2 separate regions of the Homo sapiens genome follow, and region 2 is linked to region 1. The links are chromatin contacts, found by Hi-C in ENCODE. All regions are on one chromosome and are shown on one strand. Each heading gives the region's core, a stretch centred on a gene start or an enhancer-like site at or near the end of the contact. The rest is flanking DNA. Distances are from core to core; before and after follow the strand shown.

Region 1 (4,330 bases), core at 1,356-3,855:
CTGAGGTAGACTATCACTGTTCATCAATATTAATTGGCTCTTCTTGGGGAGGACAATATTTTTCTGCTATATTGGACTTAGACTTAGTCACATGAGTTATTTTGGTTGATTAAAAGTGAACAGAAGTGACACATGTCACTTCTAGGTGGAGGCATGTGTAGCATGTACTTTGTTTTTGCATCTGCTGATGGCTTTTCACCTGGAACCAACAATGTTCCAGATAATTCCTGTTCTGTTAGCCTGGGTCCTGAGTTCAAGGTGATTTCTACGATCAAAGCCACCCTGTCACACAGTGTTGTGCAAATAGTATACATGAGAAATAAACCTTTGCTAATAGAAGTCAATAAGATTTGGGAAGTGCTTGTTACTGCAGCAAATCCTGTCCTGTTGTGAATAGAAACTGATGTCATGATTAAACAAGACCTTTAAGTTCCTCCATCTGAGGGAGATTGGAAGGTATTTTGTTTGTAGAAAGAAGAATGAACCCAGTATTTGTGACCATAGTTCACAAAGGTGAATGATGATGGTCATTAGGACTGTTCAAAAATGTCAGTTTCCTCACTCTGGATATAGGGTAGGATCATATTTGCTATCCCATTTGGACATGATCTTTTGTGAATTTTGTGCAAATTTCTTTGGCTTATATACTCAGGAACTGGAATGCTAGACTGTACACATTGTTCTTCATAGTGGATATACCAGTTTACCCTCCCTGTAGCAGATCAGTAATTCCTGATTTGCGACATTCTCAGCAACACTTTACATATCCATCATTCCAAATTTTTTCAATCTTGTGGGTATAAATTGGTATGTAATTATTGCTTTATTCAGGATTCTTCTGAGTGCTATAGAGACTGAATGCCTGTTCACTTACCTTAACTCTGAATCACATACAAATTGTGCAAGTTTAAATTTTGACCATGTAAGCATTGTGTTTTTTGTCCTCTTTTTTTGGTGGGTTCTATGGAGTTTGTCGTATACTTCAGATGTTAAATTCTTGTCAGATTTTGATATTGCAAATATCTTGTCCCAGTCTGCCACTCATCTGTTAACTTTGACAATGATGTTCATTAAACAGATATCTTTAATTTTTATGAAAATTCATTAATTTTTCTGCTCATGGCTTTTGATTTTTGAATCTTTTTAAATTAAGAAAATTTTTCTTATCGTCAAAGTACCAAAAATAATTTTCTACCTCAGTTTTTATCTTTTTATAATTTTTCCTTTCCCATTTAGGCATTTAATCCATTTGGTGTTGAATTTTGATGTATAATACGAAGTGGGAAATATAACATTTTTTATTGACATCATTATCTAAATAATTCATGCATCAGTCAGTGATCTTTGATGCCATCTCTACCATAGGGTAGGGTCTCACACAAATGAATCCGTTTCTAAGTTTTCTACCATGTTTCATTCATCTACTTGTTGACTCTGTATCACAACCACACTATTGATTACTGTGATTTATTAATTATTGTTTTATTAATGGATGTTTATTTTTTATTAAAAAATCTTAGGATAAACTTGTTGAAGTCCTCAGTGTTGTTTAGATTGGAACTACATTAAATTTATATAGTCATTTGGTTTAAAGTTAACAAGTTTACAGTGCTGTTATCTCCTCCAAGAATGAAGTATATTTCTTTGTTTATTCAAGTTTTATGGGGAGAGAGATGAGTCATTTTAAAACATTTAAAATTTTTCTCCATAAAGGTCTTGGTCACTTCTATTAGATTAATTCCTACATGTGTTTGTTTTTTCATTGCCATGTTATTTACTGGTTATCACTGATAAGACAGATGCTACTCATTTTGGGGAACTGATCTTGTCTCTGGCTACTTTGGTCAAATCTTATGAATTCTAATGGTTTACTATGGATTTTCTTGTTGTCTCCCTGCCCCTCATGGAAATGTACTATTTGTTCTGTTTTTTTCAAATAGGTCGGGCGCGGTGGCTCATGTGGTTGGGCATGGTGGCTCGCACCTGTAATCCCAGCACTTTGGGAGACAGAGGCAGGTGGATCACTTGAGGCCAGGAGTTTGAGACCAGCCTGGCCAACATGGTGAAACCCTGTCTCTACTAAAAATACAAAAATTAGCTGCCAAGCATAGTGGTGCACGCCTGTAATCCCAGCTACATGGGAGGCTAAGGCAGGAGAATCGTTTGAACAGGGGAGGCAGAGGTTGAAGTGAGCCGAGATGGTGCCACTGCACTCCAGCCTGGGCAACAGAGTGAAGCCCTGGCTCAAAAAAATAAGTAAGTAAAAATAAAAATAAATAAAAAATAGTAACAACATTGTGTCTTCCTTTCCAATATGTTTATCTTTCTCTCTCTCTTTCTCCTTCCATCTCTATCTCTGTTTCTCTCCTTCTCTCTCTCTCTTTCTTTCTCTCTCTCTCTCTCCCTCCCTCCCTCCCTGTCATCTTATTGTATTGGTCAGTACCTCTGGTATCATGTCAAACAACTGAAATGATAGCACACATCTTTTTCTTCTTCCTAACTTTAAAAAATATACATTTAAGAATTTATCATTATGGTTTTGCCCTAGGTTCTTGGTAGGCTATTATTATCCTTATTATTGTTTAAATAAAATTAATAGTTTCTTTCTATTTCTTGTTTCTACGAATTTTTTAAAAAACAAAATGTATTAATTTTATCAAGCACTTTTTCTGCATCTCTTAAAGTGACCATATGAACTGTCTTCCGTAGTGCTAATGTAGTAAATTACATTGTTTGTTTGATACTGAGCCATCCAGGAGTTTCTAAAATAAATCTTGTCATAATTTTTTAAGTATGCTATTAAATTTGGTTAGTTTTCCCAGGGGTTTTTTTTTGTATCTATTATATAAGTAAAATTGGCTTACATTTTTGTCCTTATTATGAACTTCTCTGGTTTTAATATAGGGGTGAAACTGGCTTTTAAAATGAGTTAGCTAACTTTTATTGCTTTTACATTTTCTGGAACAACATATGGTGGTTATCTGTTTTTATATTGTTTGTTACACTCACCCCATGCAACTATCCAGGCCTAAAATGTCTTAGGTAGTAGTGGGAGAATTGGTAGAGAAGGAAGTTTTTACTATCTTTTTTTTGATGATTTGGCATATTCATGGGTTCTATTTCTTTTTATGCTTATTTTGACTTTTTGTATGTTTTTCAAGAAATTTATTAATTTCATCTAGATTTTTAAAAATACAATTCAATATGGTTGTTGAGTGGTTTATAGTTTTTTCATGATGCTAAGAAAATCTCTGTTATTTTTATACTTATTTCCTCTTTCTCAATTGCTTATTTATGTTCTTCAGAAGCTCTACAAGGTCCTTCTCACTGCACTAGTTCTTGATTGGGGATATTTGTTATGCTACGATATAATCTGACCCTCCCCAGCTGTGCTTTCTGAAATACACCCCACAGCCTCTTGCTGAAGGACACTTTAACTTGGCAGGTAGGCCTTATGAGTAAGATGGTTCACACTCAGCTACTTTCCATACTGTTCACTTGATTTATGGGACAGTCATACATGTCTATTATACAGCCTTATTCACTTACTGTTACCCCCTATCATTACCACAGACTGTCTCTTTCAACATCGTGGTTGTTTTCTTTCTGTCATATTTCTTGTTTCCCAATTAATGTATTCAGAGCTATACATTTTATTCTATGTACTGCTCTAGCTACATTTCACAGATTTTTGCATATAGTACTTTCATTGAGTTCTGCTCAAATTGTTTTTAAAAATTTCTGTCAGGATTTTTCCTTTACCAAAGAATAAGTTAGTGATATTTATCTTTTATCTAAAAATCATTTGTTATTAATTTTCAATTTTATTACATCCTGGTAATTCACAGAAATATGATCTGTGTGATGTTGGTTCTAGCCATCATAACTGAGTGATTGACTCTAACATATACATTTCAGGCACCATAGCAGGGGACAAGGGGAAAGAGATCTCGGGGGATATCTGCATATGCTGCTGACTCTATTGCCCATAATGGAAGGGCATAATTAATTAGAAAGCTAGAAATCAAACTTTCTCCATGTGGAAGGATAAGAAATCTGAGGCTTACAAGAGCAGCAGGACTAGAGAATAGGAAATGAAAGGTTCATCACAATAGTCTTCTCACCATCATAATCTTTTTATTTTGGGGATAAATATTGAATATATTTTATATTCAAGACAACACAATGGGTTTTGGGGGGATTCTGGTGAAATCTGTAGTTAGGACAGTGGCAGAGACTGGCTAGGTACTCACCAAACACATTTTCTCTTCTTTCTGGGTACACTGCTAGCTTATCCTCCCAGCTCACTCTTCCTGAGGTAAGGACATGT
Region 2 (4,330 bases), core at 696-3,195, 81 kb after region 1:
GGAGAGAGGTTAGGGAGAAAGGAAGGACGAAATCCCCAAAGAGGCAAGTCCTGAGCATCCTCTTCTCTGGTCTGGGCAAAGAAGGGTACCACAAATATTAACTCTCAAATCTTCATCTCCACTCCAGGCTTCTGTTGCTGAGCAGTTTTTCTGTTGCCAGGCACATTTTCCCCCCTTTAAATGCGCAAATAATTTCATCTGGATTAATGTCAAGTCTTACAGGCCTGGAAGTGCTTTTCTGAATCTTTAACATGACTTCTCATATTTTTAGTATGATTCATTTCTGGTGATTTTATAGTTTAATTCTCAGGAGGCCTCTACTTTCCTCATGTCAAACTTTTAAGGGCACGTTACTTTTGCCCTTGTCACTCCTTCACATGCATCCTTCCTAATTTCCTTTTGATCTTCATGATCTACCAATCCAGGCCCAATGGAACAGGTTAGAAGAGTATCCAGGAAAATGCCTCTTTTCTGGGACAGTTTAAATTCCCCAGGTAGTTAGCAGAGATTTACTTCCTGTGTTTTTGAAGCTCTCATAATTCTATGACAAGATTGGAATAGACACTGAAACAAGGATTCCCAGAAGGATTAGCTTTTTATCAAGTAAGATGGGTCAGACCCCAAACTCTAATCTGGGTTCCAGGATGGGTGAAAACAACCACATACCTGCAGTTTAACGTTGCCTTTGCTTGAATTTACTCCTGAACCAGCACACCATTCGTTCACAGATCACACCTAACACCAAGGATATAAATGTGCTGAAAGTGTTTTGCATTTGCCAAGAGTTTTATATAAGCCCTCTTGGTTCAGATCTCCTATGATCTCTCCAACTAGTCAGATGATGTAGGGATTTTCTGGACAAGATAATTTGGGGGGACTTTATATTTCTTCTAAACACTGTCTTAGACATTTGGATTTCAGGGCAGAAAGTGAACATTTGGGTTTCAGGGCAGAAAACTTAAAGGGCAGCTAAGTGTGTAAATTCATAGCTAGTAAGACATTCAGAAATCATGTCCTCAATCTTACAGGCCCAGGAGTCAGCAAACGTTACAGAAAAAAGGGCCAGATAGCAAATAATTTAGATTTTGAGAGCCATGTGGTCTCTGTGGCAATGAATTAACTCTGACATTGTAGCATAAAGGTTGCCATAGACAATGTGTAAATGAATGGGTGTATCTGTATTCCAATAAAGCTTTATTTATAAAAACAAGTGGGGGCCTGGATTTAGCCCATAGGCAGTAGATTGGTGATCCCTATTATAGGCCATACAAGTCCTACATTGTTGTGCTGACTGAAATACACATTTGATGGTGAGCAGCCCCTGTATGAACCAATATAGGGGATAAAGTTAATTACCGTTATTCTTTTATACATTTTGCAACATATAATCTTTTCTTCCAAGGATTCTCTCATCTACAATGTTTAATGAAATATCTGTAATGATAGATAGGAATTTCTTCAACAAAGTGAAAGATGTTCTAGCACTTTGCTGCTAAAAGTGTGGTTCATGGGCCAGTAGCATCCATGTCAGTCAGGAGCTAGTTAGAAATATAGAATTTCAGGACCTACCTCCCTTATCTATTGAATCAGAATTTGCATGTTAACACAATCCCTGGATGACTCATATTTGTATTAAGATTCGAGAAGCACTGTTCCAGCTCTCAGCAATGAATGCAGCCTCACAAGCAGCTTCATACTGCAATCCTAAAAGATGCAGTGCCGATTTCCAATAATTCCCTAAAACAACTGTAGATTTCTAACAACCCTCTAAAACGACTGTAGTAATAGGTTTCAAATTTTGTTAAAGAGACTGCTACTGTGAGTCTTGTTATGTGAATAACCATCCATTTACTTACCTGTTTTGCAAATGATTGATTTTCACACTGTTTCTTAAAGAGTTTGGCACATTCCTGCCTTTATACGTGGCTTTCTTAGTTTCCTTAGCCTAGAATGACCTCACACTAACTAACCTCTTTCACTGACTAAATCCCATGTATACACTGGTGCTCAACTCAAGTTCCTTTTCCTTTGACATGTTTACTCCCTTTTCCGAACTCCTACTCTTTGGTGAACTGACACTTTGCTGACCACAAGTTCTAGACTGCAATCTCTTTTGAGAGTGGAGACTTATATCTTGATTGTTCTTGAAGCCCTAAGGGCTTATAATATCTTTCCTTGAATGTGGTAGTAGCTGTGAATATTCTACATTGATTCCCGTATCACAGGAAAGGGGGTGCACTCGTACTTGTCAAATGCACAGAGGCCAAACTCTTTCTCTGAAACAACAGACACTTCACTACAACTTAACCTACATCTCAATCCCATTTAAACCTAATAGGGACTAGTAGCCGTGGTACTAAACATAACCCTAGGAGCTCTGGGGATAGCATTGCAGATTATGAGCTAAATGTAGACATAAGAGGACATAGATAGATAGTGTATGATACAGGATCCATGGAGGCTCATATTTTCCAGCACCTGATCCTGTCTATCAAATGTCATTTGGTTGAGGGTAAAGTGAAGATCTGCCACTGATACTCTGGGGTTTTCGGGTCAGGAGAAGTTGATTCCTGTAGGAAGCCTTACCTGTGTCTATTTAGTAGATTCCTTTACACTGAGTCTTTCCATGAATGAGCCAGACTTGATCTATTTATTCATCTGTTGATTGATTCTCTCTTTTTTTTTTTTTTGAGACAAGATCTCTCTCTGTCACCTCTTCTGGAATGTAGTGGCACGATCACAGTTCCCTGTAGCCTTGAACTTCTGGGCTCCAGAGATCCTCCTGCCTCAGCCTCCTGAGTAAATAGGACTACAGGTGTGTGGCTCCACACCCAGTGATTAAAAAACTTTTTTGAAAGAGATGGGGTCTCACTATGTTGCCCAGGCTGGTCTCTAACTCCTCACCTCAAGTAATTTGCCCACCTCGGCCTCCCAAAACATTGAGATTACAGGCAGGAGCCACCATGCCTGGCCCTGATTCTTGATATCTTAATCACAAACAGCACTGTGCTTAATGCTGCAAAAGTATAAAGGGCATATACAGAAGTACACAATATAATCCCTGACCTTTCAATCTGGTTGGGGAGGAAAGTGAAGGCTTGCTTCTATTGTTAAATAAGAAAATGCATGACAACTCAGTCACAGCAGTTTGTGGCAAAGTGGTCAGTACTTAGTACCAATGGATGTATGGTCAGTAAGTGGTATGGTGGTTAGTAGGAGAGCCAGAGAGATTGCTGTATGTTGGAGAGTTAGGGAAGGTTTAATTGAGGTGATGGGTTTAGGGTAGGGATGCAGCAAAGGGCACTCTTTGGACAGACTTGTAAGGAAAGGCTGGAGTTACTCAGATCTGGGACAAGATCAGCCTCCAAAAGGACCCATTCCTCCCCACCTCCCTTCTCTTCTTGTTGTCTGGTGTGCGGCCAGGAAAAATTCACTGCTTTCTGTTTCCTGGAAGCTGCATTGCACCACTGGCCAGGGTTGGTCTATTAGTCCTCCTTCCTCCTCCCCATCACCCAACAAATGCAGCCGCTTAGCAGTCTGCTGGACGGATAATGCGATGGAAAATCCCCCCCACTTTCTCATCAGAACGCAGTTCATTCACTCAGTGCCAAGTTGTCTTTCCTCTAGGCTCCCTGAGGAGGCCATGGAATAGACTGCACAGCAGCCTGGGCCTACCTGAAAGCGAAAGTGAATTCTCGCTGCAGGAAAAGAGCAAGGAGCTGCATATGCCGCATCATCTGTTCCTGCTTATTTTTTCCCTCTGCTGCAATGAGACCTGTTCTCAGCTCTGAGGGAGGCAGCAGCTAAGGTTGACTCCCATCTTTAGGAGAAAATATTTATCAACTTTAGGGTAGAATATTTTTTCAAGTTACTATACACTTACCATGCAGTCAACAGATATTTATTAGGCATTGATTTTGTGCCAAGTTCTGTGTCAGATGCTGAGGATATGACACTGAGTAAGACACAATTCCTGCTTTCTTGGGATTTTTGTATAGGCAGAAAACAGACAAATTAAGCCAGGTAATTACAATTCAGTGCTACAAGAGAGGTGTGCACAAGATTATTATGTACCACCCAGGAGGAGTATGCCTCACCCAGACTTGGGTGAGGTACAATATGAAAGGCTTCCGGATATAGTAATGTCTAAGGATTGTTTTAAGAATGATGCCTAAGCACTTGTTTTAGGAATAAGTAGGAGATGCTAGGTGGAGTCGGATGGGGAAAAAGGAAGCAGTAGAGAAATCTTTCCAAAATAAAGGGAACTGAATGAACAAAAGTCAGGAGATAAGACAGGTCAGTGCATTAAGGGAATTGATTGTAGTTTAGT

The links. A loop is a pair of places that touch in the nucleus more often than their neighbours do.
Region 2: a loop to region 1 is called in a map of PC-3, with 7 times the contacts of the local background. The contact joins the enhancer-like site here to the promoter of LINC02758 in region 1. A Hi-C loop is called at or near these places in 1 of 168 maps with a recorded cell type or tissue (PC-3).

Annotation. Positions count from the first base shown.
Region 1 is chr11:28,536,342-28,540,671 of GRCh38, forward strand. It overlaps LINC02758 (long intergenic non-protein coding RNA 2758), which reads left to right and starts at 2,606. Exons shown (of 8, transcript XR_002957243.2): 1 at 2,606-3,445.
Region 2 is chr11:28,618,371-28,622,700 of GRCh38, forward strand. All of the region lies in intron 4 of LINC02758 (long intergenic non-protein coding RNA 2758), which reads left to right. Among named protein-coding and RNA genes, the nearest start is that of LINC02758, 82 kb to the left of the region's middle. Within about 2 kb of position 1,946, at least 3 of the 41 ENCODE cell types and tissues checked have a DNase peak (open chromatin) inside an H3K27ac peak, as active enhancers do; they include PC-3, where a contact is called at or near this core.